Regions from separate parts of the Homo sapiens genome. Here region 2 is linked to region 1. A link is a contact called in ENCODE Hi-C or POLR2A ChIA-PET data. All regions are on one chromosome and are shown on one strand. Each heading gives the region's core, a stretch centred on a gene start or an enhancer-like site at or near the end of the contact. The rest is flanking DNA. Distances are from core to core; before and after follow the strand shown.

Region 1 (5,978 bases), core at 3,161-5,660:
GCATGAGAAAAGGTGTGGAGGTTCCAGAAAAGCACATACCTGGGGGATATGGAGTGGGATGAGGCGACCTCAGGAAGAAAGAAGGCCACAAGGAGCTTGGATTCTATTCTGATGAAGCAAGGACACTTTACATAGATGATGTCATATTGCAAGTATGAGCAGGGATGTCATGAGCATTATCCAGGACTATAGGAGACATACATAGTGTTCTTCAAAGGACAATGTAATTCTTTGGACATGGGGCATAAACACCATGGTTCAAAGCCAAGCTTTTAGAAGCAGAATGCGAAGTTGAAACTTCTTCTACTCAGGTACAGCTCTCTTTGCTATGTGGTAATGTTTACTACCACTGTGGTCATGTTTACCAACCACTCTTGTGGTTGGTATTTCCTGTAAATCTTTAAGTCCAAACAACGGCATCTGGGCACAAAAAAGGATAAGAGGGACCAGTCCCCTTTGAGCCATCAACAAACAGCCCAGAGGAAGACGCTGAAGTCCAAAGAGGCTGGCTGACCTGCTCAAAGCTGCTGAGGTTTCCCTTGCACTACACTGCCTTGCCCTTGGTGCCAGGACTTAGTCTCTGGGCTAAAGGAAACTCTAGACATGTTTTCAGTGCTTACGTAAGAGTCAACGCATGAAACACACCTGCCTTTAAAGAGCAAAAGTAAAGTTCTTTTAAGCCATTTCTTCAGCACAACATAAATGTGCTAAACATTGACATTCTTATGCCAGCCCTTAGATTTGAGACTCTCAGTTAACTACTTTCCAGATATCTGTTTTGCCCTTAATGTTATACAGTATTGAGATATTGATCAGGACCTCAGCCACAGTATATCTTGGCTAAACTGTCCTAGGTTTCTAGCAAACAAGGAATGACTGTGTGAGTGGCAAGAAAGCGTTGATGTTACAGTTGCCTGTAGTGTCTGTCTTTTTTTTTCTTTTTTTTTTGCCATTGTCTGGTTATGTACCAAAATCCTAACTGTACCTGAGATAGAAGACGCAAGCTTTGCGCAAAAGCAGTGTTAGTAGCAGGCATACCCTACAGGATTTGGAGCAGAGACCTGGAGAGAAACCCTGAGCCTGCCACCAATTAATTTGTGACTTGAGGCAAATTACCTGACCTTGTTAAGCCTCAGTTTCCCCATCTGGAAACCCGGATCTTAATACCATCTCGTTAGGTTGTTATGAGGGTGAGATGATACAGTGCATGTAAACCTCTTAGCATCATATCTGTCACATAGTAGGGTTGTACCTTAATAAACAGAAACCAGTAATGTTAATTTTACCAAATTTTTATGTTATAGCTGAAGAGTTTCTTTTGTCAAAAAAGAGGCACATGAAAGAATGCTCAGTATCATTAGTCATTAGAGAAATGAAAATTAAAACCGCCACAAGATACCACTTCAAACCCACTCGAATGTCTAAAATTAAAAAGACTGACCATACACGTGTTGGTGAGGATATGGAGCAACAGAAATGTAAAAGGAGACTACTACTTCAGAGAACAGCTTGGCAGCTTCTTAAAACCATAAATACATACCTACCTTGTGACCCAGCCATTCCACTCCTAGGTATTTACCCCAGGGAAGTGAAAGCGTATTGAGATACAAAGACCTGTACAAGAATGTTTGAGGCACCTCTATTTGTAATAGCCAAAAATTGTAAGTCACCCAAATGTCCATCAACAGGTGAATGGATAAACACATTGTGGTATATCCATAAAATGGAATGTTAATCAGCAGTGAAAAAGGAATAAATTCTTGATTAGCCCAACAACATGGATCAATCTCAAAATAATTATACTGAGTGGAAAAAGCCAGACTCAAAAGCATGTATACTGTATGATTCCTTTTATGTTAAATTTCACAAATTGCAGAGTAATCTATTGTGATAGGAAGCAGGTCAGGGGTTGCCTGGAGAGGGTGAAGGGGTGGGAGGGATTATCAAGGGGGATGGGGAAATTTGGGGGATGATGTGAATATGGTTACTATTTTGATTGTAGTGGTGTTTTCACAGTTGTATACTGATATCAAAACTCATCAGGTTGTGCAATTTAAACATGTACAGTTTATTGTATATCAAATATAGCTCAATAAAGTATGTTTAAGTTAATGTTCAGTACAAGGAAAGACAAATCACATCCTCATGCTGGAGTTTGTTTACAAGATGATGAGTTCTCTTCAGATGCCACCACAGTGAGTGGAGTTTGACTCCCAGCCCCAGCACTCACTGTCACCTTGGGCAAGCTACTTAAGCTCTCTGAGCTGCAGCTTTTCCATATGAAAGTGGAGATGGTAAACCTACATCACATCATTCCTGGGGCCTTTGAAGGAGTTAATATACATAAAGCCCTGAGCACCGAGTCTGACCTATAGTGGATGACCCAAATGCTTGTCTATAATGATAGCATTATTTATTATTTTCAGGTATGCGGAATACTTAAATACCCTAAACCACCTGTAAACGAATGAAAATTCACGTGAGTCAACCTGGGTGAAAACCAAAATGCACTTTACTTCCTTGGGGGCATAGACATGAGTGCTTCCAAAGTGCTCTGAAACAGTTTGTTCTTTTTGGTTGATTAAACATGCTTTAATTTCACAGATCCCAGTTCTGTTCAGCAGACATTCTTTGAGGATTGGAAGGACTTCCCAAAGGAAGTGACTAATCATAGAATCTTAGAATCGGACAAGAGAGAGACAGTCTTAATGCAACCCTGTCATCTTACAGACATGGAAACAGAGGCTGAGGAAGAAAGGTGCCTTGTCCAGGGCTGCAAAGTGGTGGGGTGAAGAGGGAACCGGCCTCCTGGCCCCAGTCAGCATGCTTGCCCCTGCACCACGAGGCCTCTCCCCTAAGCCAGGCCGCTTTCCACAGATAGAACGGTGGCAAGGTCAGCTGAGGCCGTGTCTAAATGATCAGAATTAATGGATTCTGAATGAATGAGGTTTTCTGCCCGAGTTTTAGGTTCAAGGAGCTCAGGAGGCACCCGGCCAAGGTTTTGACATTTTTTGCCCATGATTCAGGCAGGGCTGCTTGGTTGGGTTCCATGTCTCTGCTCAGCCCCTCTCTCTGTGATCTGTGTTTCAGATCCATTTATATAAGACAGCTTTGGGAATTACTGTTTTAAAAAAATGAAAAAGCAAGTTGTGTTTTTTTTGCTTCTGCCATAACATATAGGGCTCAAAGAGTTACATCTGTTTCCAGTGGCCAGCAACTTGGAACAGTCCACTCTTAGAGGCCCAATTCCAGAAGACTGGCACAGAAGAAGCTTTCGGCAGCAGGTTGATACCCTTCTCGAGTTTGAGTTGGCATGTTTTACTTGTCAGCATAGGCAGTAATAAGGCATATTCAGATGGCATCTCTATAGCCACTCTTTCTTCTGGTCCTTGGACCAATACTCTGGGATTGGGAGGCAGGATGATTACAGTCCCTTGTCACAGTGTGGAAAGTGAGACTCAGGTTAGTTCAGTGGCTTCTCAAGATCACCAGCTACTGTGCAGCAGAGGTTGAATCCAGGTCTTCCAGTGCAGAGTCGAAAGCTCTTTTTACTATTCCAGGCCAGCTATTCTGGGATGTCTCTTAGGGCTTTGACTTTGAAGGAAGTGCTTTTCCAGTGCGTGCATGTGCATGTTTGTGTGCGTGTGTGTGTGTGTGTGTGTGTGTGTACACATGTGTGTATATGTGTTCATGTGTGTGTGAGTGGAGTTGCAGGGCAGGACCAAGGGATCTGTCTCCCTTTGAGAGCAAAGTCAAGTTGAATTTTGAGGTATAGAGATAAATTATACGTATCTTGTGTTTCTGTTACTCTTTTTTTTTCTGTTCTTAATATAGGGTACATGAATAAGCTCCATGCAGAGCCACAAGGAATTGATCTTTCTTTTTCTTAAAATATTTGCCGTCTATGACTTATCAGTGTGTGCATGCATATGTGTAGATATATATTTTTCTCCTTTTTTTTGCAGACATGATTCTTTTTTACATACTTTAGCATGCCACTTCTAAAAGCAAGGACATTCTTCTACATAACCACAATATGATGTTTATTCCTAAGAAAAGTAATAATAATTTACAGTTATCATCTAACTTCTAATCCATATTCAGATTGCCCCAATTGTTCAAAAATGTTTTTATGGCTTTTTTTTTCTCCTAAACTAGGATACAAACAAGATTTATGCATTACATTTGGTTGGTATGTTGAACCAACATTCCTAATAAGCAGTTTTCATGAGCTAGAATCATCTGCAAATTAGAGTGAAACAACCCTCTCCAGCTGAGGCAGCTGTTAGGGGCTGGCCGTGAAGGTCTCATGGGAACCTTGTGTCTTCTCTCTCATGTCTGCTGACCAATCAGTAGGAGGAGCTGGACTCTCTGTGTCAGGATGGAGCGTGCCAGGGAGGCGGGGAAAGGGAAAGGCAGAGCTGCCTAGCTTCTTGCTGGAAAAGGCTATGGAGTCCAAGGAGCTGAAACCTGCAGTCCACAGCCAGCTTCTTAGGAAGCAGGGAGTTTTCCCAAAGGAGTGGTGCGCAGCCTGGAGTGTGAGCCTGTAGACACCTTGGGAACTGGGGACAATTGCTGGGAGATTTGGGAATCCTATGTGATGAAATGAGGGCAGATTTGGAACACAAGGTGCCCAGAATGTGTGTTTTTACTCTGACTTCATTTTCTGATTCTCATTCTATTTTTTGGTTACAGCCCTTTGAAAATGAACCTGCCCTTGTGGACATAAATAAATAGGTTTTTATTTGCAGTAGCCTGATTTGATGGCCTTTAGTTATTACCACATCATTAGGACATGCTGTAACTAATGCTTCACAAAGGTACCCACCATGGGTGCCTCTAGCACCTGCCCTTGCCTTTGTTATGTAGTGACTCATATCTGTGTCTGCCTTCCTTTCTGGACTGAGTGTTGTCTAGTTCCATTCTTAATACTGACACAGTGCCTGGCTGTGGTGCAAAGAAGATGCTCATGGAATAGGCTGCAGTGATCCAGAGTTGTAAGACAGAATGTTATGGGAGCAGATAGGAGAAGAAAAAATAAATGAATGAATGGATGCATGCACGAAAACATGATAATCAGGAGTGTTTTCCAAGAGGTTAGTAGTTGGAAGTTACTGGGAGATGGGATGAGTATTTATTTGATACATATTTATAAAGTATTTTTATGCCATAGTGCTGTTTTAATCACTTTATAAATAATGAATTTAATTTTCTTACAAACCTAGGAAGTAAGGACTGTTACTTTTCCTACCTCGTATGTGAGGAAACCAAAGCATAGACAGGTTAGGTGACTTATCCAAGGTCACATGGGTAGTAAGTTGGAGCTGGGACTTGATTCCAGATAATTCAGCTCTAGAGTCTACTGTTAGCCACCTCACTCTGTGTGGAATGGGGTTGGGTGTTCCAAAGTCAGGGAAATCACTTGGTAACTGGTGGACCCCAACTGTCTTACGAGGGCTGTCGCTAAGGCTGTCCTGGGCTTACAGACAACAGAGGGTCTGTCACCCAGCTGGGCCATCATGAGGGAGCTGGCCATCTTTGCCATTCCTGGGGCCTGACATCTCACAGCCTGTTGGTTATCCTTACGTGGCAGGCTTTCAGTGATGCGGATGCTTCTTGAGAATGCTCTTGGGCTTTACCAACCGGCTAACTTGCTAGCAGAGCTGGGAAGGCTGTGTCCTCTTGGGGTGTTCGGGAGGGCTCCTGAGCTGTCCTGGTGGTGGCACCCAGTCCATGCCAGGCCTGGCCACCAGGGCCTGACTTCTAACAGGAAGGCTGAGCCAGTGCAGCTCTGTGGTTGTGGCTGAGCCAAGCATCAGTGCTCTGCTAGACTCCTTTGTGAAGCTGGAGTCAGGAATATCGGCTCCCACTACCATAGAATTTCCTCTTGAAGATGAGCATTTGTTGATGTTTAATAATGTTGTTCAGTGGTTTGAATTGCTGCCCAATACTTGTCTTCACACATTGACAGAGCTGAA
Region 2 (5,819 bases), core at 28-2,527, 90 kb before region 1:
GGGACACCCTCTGGGTTTCACACAGCCATGCCACTGATTATGGCAGGACTGGAGAGTAATCTCATGTAGGACCTCAGGGGAGGTCACTCAAGATGACTCTGAGGCTCCTTCTTACATAATTTGTCTCAAGGACACCCTGGAAGCCATGAGGAAGGAGAGAGGAGCTAGATCTTTGCTAACGTGAGCACTGGGTCAGAGCTGTTTTTCTTTTCGTGCCCACCAAACTTTCTAACATGTTACACATACACCCTCACCTTGTCTTTATCACCTTCTCGACACCTACACCTGTTCCCTCTGCTCAGATTTCCAAGGGGCACAGCACACAGGAAACGCCAGCTTACATGGGAGAAAGATCTTGGACCTGGAAGGTCAGAGCCCTGGGTTCGAGGTCCACCTCCTGCCCTTCCTAGCCATGTGCCCTTAGGAATTCAATTCATCTCTCTGGGACTCAGTTTCCCCATCTGAAAAATGGGGCTGATAATGCCTCGCTGAGTTGTTGTGGGGTTAGCTAAGATGCCTGCCAAGAGTCAGCAGATGGCCCAGCAGCAGAACATCATCAGCTGACGTTGATTGAGTACTTCCTACAGGTCAAGCACATTTATAAGCGTCTTCCAGGTTTTTTTCTCACTTAATTGTCAACCGTTATGTGGTGGCACTTTCCTTACCCCTACTTTACAGATGGGAAACTGGGACTCAGAGAGGGTAAGTAATTTGTCCAAGATCACACAACTAGTGAGAGGCTGGGAGGCAAACGCAGGGACTCTGGTTGCACTTTTCCACCACTCTGCTGAACAGATGCTCCTAAGGAAGCAATGACAAAGACAACTGTGATGAGAACTTACTGGAATAATGACCTTAAGAAAGTTATTTCATACCTCTGAGGCCCACTGTCCTCATTTATAAAATGGGAACACCACGAGAGCTGAGTTCCCTGGTGCTAAGAATTGCCAGCGGGTTAAACACCAGCTCATGCAGCCAGCCCAGGAACCAGTGACTGCTGTCCTTCCCAGGCTTTTTTAGCTTCCAGGAGAGGGATGGCTGCTGCTATCAGCAATGCCTGGAATCCTCACCATGAAGGGAAAGGAAGCACAAAGGGCTGGGGTTGAAAGTCACAGACAGCCCCCTGGGAGCCCAGTCCTCTGTGGTAAGGCTGCCTTCCAGCTTGGCATTTTCTCCTTGCACTTCTATGGCCAAGCACTAAAAATAGCCTGCAATGGCTCTGCAGCCAGCGGAGTTCCCCACCAAAGACTCTCGCCCTTTATGGGCGGTGATCATCAGCTTCCTTCTGACTGCCATTGGCAATTAAAGCACAGATTATCTCGGCAGAGGCTGTTCCAGAACCCAGGCTGAGCCTGCGAGTCACGAGGGAGGCCACTGATCCAGCTCCCAGCTGAGTGGTCTCCAGGCCAGCTGCACAGCCAGAGGTTGGCCAGCATCCTGTCTGTAAGAAGACTGGGGGTGGAAGTGGGGGAGATGGGTGGAGAAACCAGGTCACAAGAAGAAAGGGAGCTGGGGCCAGAAGAGAGAAAATTAAGGAGCCTAGGTGCTTTCTTCCAAACCAAGAACAGTCTTAAGCCAGAACAAAGCGGACAAGTCAGAGGCAGGAGAATGCTAATTAGCACGGTCCTACCAGCCACCCATCACTGGTAGGCCATGTCCTATAGATGTGCATGTTGTGCACATCACCAAGGTACCCAGGCCAGGGTGGTAAGTGAGGCTGAAACCTGCAAACTGGGTCGCTTAAAAGAAGGGGTAACTTTACCTAATTCACAAAAGGTACTCTATGGATTAGACTTGGCCCTGATCATTGGATATCTACTGTGTACCTGGAAGAGTGTTAGGTATGTTCTGTTCTCTCATTTAATCCTCACCTCAGCCCTTCCAGGTAGGTCTTATTTCCCCATTTTGCTAACAGCCAGAGTTTAGTCACATGCTCAGGTAGACAGACCTAGTAAGTAGCGAAAATGGATTTCGATCCCTGATCCTACCAAGTAAAAAGCCTATGCCATTAGCACTCCACCACTGGAGTTAGTTGTAACAACAATCATCATTTGATTATTTTGCCAGCCATTGTGTTAAACATTTTACATCCATTCGGTTCTCTAAATAACCACTCAAAGTAGGAAAGGTCATCTCCATGTTGTAGATGAAGAAAGCAGAGGTACAGGCAGGTTAAGTACATTGTTCAAGGTCACCCGTAAATGGCCAAACTGGGATTCAAACCCAGGTTTCTCTGACTTGACAGCCCTACTCCTAACAACTGTAACCCAAAGGCCATCTGAAGTCCATTAGTTAGTCCTGTAGGAACTACACAGAAATGGACCTGAATGCCCCTCATTTATACCTGAGCCCTCTCCAGACGCCCCTACTTCACAGCTGGCCCTGATATCCTCCGGTCCCAGCAATGGCTCTGCTTGCCTTGCCAGGCAGAGGAAGATCAGCAGTGATTGGCCATCACTTAATGGGCATGTGCTTGAGGGGGCCTTTCCTCCCCAGGTGTGCTCCATTCTAGCCCAGTTTCAGACATGACCCTTGAGCTTTGGTTTTCCCCACAGTGTGCCATATACTTTATGGAGGTCTGAGTGATGAGAGTGTTTACATCACAGTAAAGCAAATAATGTCCAAGGGAACAATGTCAAAGGGCTCCCCAGCATTTGAAAGCCTGTGGCCAGTCCTGTTCAGGGATATCCTCCCTTACCACCATCCCCCGCGGGCACCAGTGCTCTGCCAGGGTGCACAGTCCCTTCTCTGTCTTCATCCTCCTCTACTCTGTCCCAATCCAAAATTTCCTACTAAAATCTTATGCAAAACAGTATAGCTTGGTCCTTTCAGATTTTCCCTCAGATTCTTCTGCACCCCCGAAGGAAGTGGCCTCCCAATGTATTTTCTTAAATAAATACAACTCTCCCTCTACCGTGAACTCTGGTGCCAGCTGTTAAAATATATTTTTTCACTCCTTTGATACACTGCCAAAGATGGAACAGGCTGCTCCCCATTCTCCAAAAAAGGAGAAGCAGTGTTTTCCCCACTAGAGATAAGCAAACAGAAGCAGGGCGGCCAGACCTCAACAATATCATTCAAGAACAAAGGCTCTAGAGTCAGACCGCCTGGGTGTTGCTAAGCCTCAGTATCCTCATCTGAAAAATGGGAAGAATACTAATACCTCACTTATTGGTAATATCTACCAATAACCACCAGGTTATTAAAAGGATTAAGTAAAATGGGTAAAGTGCTGATCATAGTGCCTGATACGTAGTAAGCCTATAATAAAGGTGAACTATCATTTTCTGTTCATATATTATTTTCTCCTAATCCTAAGACTTTCTAAGACTCTAATTTTGTTCACTAGGGCCTTTCTCAGGACCTGACACATAGTAGGTATTTGATAGAATAAATAAATAAATGGAAGAAAGGATGGATGAAAAAATGAATAAATAGCAGGAAGATTGTCCTATACACCAGAAGGACATCATGAAGCATTCTTAGTACTCTATTGGTTTGATTTCACTTTTTCACTAATCACCGTGTGTGTTTTTCTTGTTTGCCTGGTGTTGCAGACAGAAGAAAGTACAGTCAGTTCTGCTATAATGCCACATTCGTGTTTTTTGGTTTTTTTTTTTTTTTTTTTTTTTTAGTATTTATTGATCATTCTTGGGTGTTTCTCGGAGAGGGGGATTTGGCAGGGTCATAGGACAATAGTGGAGGGAAGGTCAGCAGATAAACAAGTGAACAAAGGTCTCTGGTTTTCCTAGGCAGAGGGCCCTGCGGCCTTCCGCAGTGTTTGTGTCCCTGGGTACTTGAGATTAGGGAGTGGTGATGACTCTTAAGGAGCATGCTGCCTTCAAACATCTGTTTAACAAAGCACATCTTGCACCGCCCTTAATCCATTTAACCCTTAGTGGACACAGCACATGTTTCAGAGAGCACGGGTTTGGGGGTAAGGTTATAGATTAACAGCATCCCAAGGTAGAATTTTTCCTAGTACAGAACAAAATGGAGTCTCCTATGTCTACTTCTTTCTACACAGACACAATAACAATCTGATCTCTCTTTCTTTTCCCCACATTTCCCCCTTTTCTATTCGACAAAACCGCCATTGTCATCATGGCCCCTTCTAATGAGCTGTTGGGTACACCTCCCAGACGGGGTGGCGGCCGGGCAGAGGGGCTCCTCACCTCCCAGACGGGGCTGCCGGGCAGAGGGGCCCCCCCACCTCCCAGAAGGGGTGGCGGCCGGGCAGAGGGGCTCCCCACTTCCCAGACGGGGCGGCGGCCGGGTGGGGGCTGCCCCCCACCTCCCGGATGGGGCGGCTGGCTGGGCGGGGCTGCCCCCTACCTCCTGGACGGGGCGGCCGCCGGGCGGAGACGCTCCTCACTTCCCAGACAGGGCAGCTGCCGGGCTGAGGGGCTCCCCACTTCCCAGACTGGGCGGCTGCCGGGCGGAGGGGCTCCTCACTTCTCAGACGGGGCGGCTGGTCAGAGACGCTCCTCACCTCCCAGACGGGGTGGCGGCGGGGCAGAGACACTCCTCAGTTCCCAGACGGGGTCGCGGCCGGGCAGAGGCACTCTTCACATCTCAGACCGGGCAGCGGGGCAGAGGTGCTCCCCACATCCCAGATGATGGGCGGCCGGGCAGAGACACTCCTCACTTCCTAGACGGGATGACGGCCGGGAAGAGGTGCTCCTCACTTCCCAGACTGGGCGGCCGGGCAGAGGGGCTCCTCACATCCCAGACGATGGGCGGCCAGGCAGAGACGCTCCTCATTTCCTATACGGGGTGGCGGCGGGGCAGAGGCTGCAATCTCGGCACTTTGGGAGGCCAAGGCAGGCGGCTGGGAGGTGGAGGTTGTAGCGATCCAAGATCACGCCACTGCGCTCCAGCCTGGGCAACATTGAGCACTGAGTGAGCGAGACTCCGTCTGCAATCCCGGCACCTCGGGAGGCCGAGGCTGGCAGACCACTCGCGGTCAGGAGCTGGAGACCCGCCTGGCCAACACGGCGAAACCCCGTCTCTACCAAAAAATACGAAAACCAGTCATGTGTGGCGGCGCGCGCCTGCAATCCCAGGCACTCGGCAGGCTGAGGCAGGAGAATCAGGCAGGGAGGCTGCAGTGAGCCGAGATGGCGGCAGTACAGTCCAGCCTCGCTCGGCATCAGAGGGAGACCGTGCAAAGGTGAGACGAGGACCGTGCAAAGGGGAGGGAGAGGCAGAGGCAGAGGCAGAGGAGGGAGAAGGAGAGGGAGAGGGAGAGGGAGAGCAAGAGCGAGAGCGAGAGCCACATTCGTGTTCTAAAAAAATCACTGTACTGTGCAAATTTACCCACTAAAAAACACATGTTTACGGGGCAAATGGGATTAGGGGCATAACACTCACAAACTTCACCAGTGACACATTTAAAAAAAAATAGGAGCCCAATAAAAATAGCAGCCCTGTCTTAAACATATTTAATAGTTAAAAATATAAGTACTGTAATAAATATGGCACTTGACATTGATAAAGATCTGCAGTTTGCTTGTGGAAGTGGGCGTCAGGAAGACCATGAGTAATTGTGAGGTGGTGGGAGGAGAATCATCTGAAATGGGACAGAGTTGGAACACCAGATGTGGATGGGTGTGGAGCCTCACACGTACAGTGATCTAAAGTTACTGTGAATGTTTGATGTGTATGTGTGTGTGCATTTTGTGTATTACGCAGGTCTGTTCAGCTGGGTTTTTGGCATTCACCTAGTGTTTTTCAAGGGGGGAAATTGTCTTATATTCACATCGTTCCCTAGTATAAATTGCATTAGAACAAATTCATAGTTTCAAAACAAGCATTAT

What was found. A loop is a pair of places that touch in the nucleus more often than their neighbours do. ChIA-PET counts read pairs that join two places held with the same protein, here RNA polymerase II (POLR2A). Pooled maps may share reads with other maps.
Region 2: a pooled map of posterior vena cava shows a loop between it and region 1 (2.0-fold over the local background). The contact joins two enhancer-like sites. A Hi-C loop is called at or near these places in 26 of 168 maps with a recorded cell type or tissue (CD14-positive monocyte, Caco-2, Calu3 and 19 more), 37 of 37 single-sample maps with no recorded cell type and 34 of 50 pooled maps. POLR2A ChIA-PET finds 5 or more read pairs at or near these places in 2 of 52 experiments (PC-3 and WTC11).

What each region holds. Positions count from the first base shown.
Region 1 is chr11:79,411,848-79,417,825 of GRCh38, reverse strand. The region is part of intron 1 of TENM4 (teneurin transmembrane protein 4); the gene reads left to right. Among named protein-coding and RNA genes, the nearest start is that of MIR5579, 7.4 kb to the left of the region's middle. Within about 2 kb of position 4,410, at least 5 of the 41 ENCODE cell types and tissues checked have a DNase peak (open chromatin) inside an H3K27ac peak, as active enhancers do; they include ascending aorta, where a contact is called at or near this core.
Region 2 is chr11:79,498,634-79,504,452 of GRCh38, reverse strand. No RefSeq gene overlaps it. Among named protein-coding and RNA genes, the nearest start is that of TENM4, 61 kb to the right of the region's middle. RefSeq lists an enhancer at 873-1,372. Within about 2 kb of position 1,277, at least 4 of the 41 ENCODE cell types and tissues checked have a DNase peak (open chromatin) inside an H3K27ac peak, as active enhancers do; they include ascending aorta, where a contact is called at or near this core.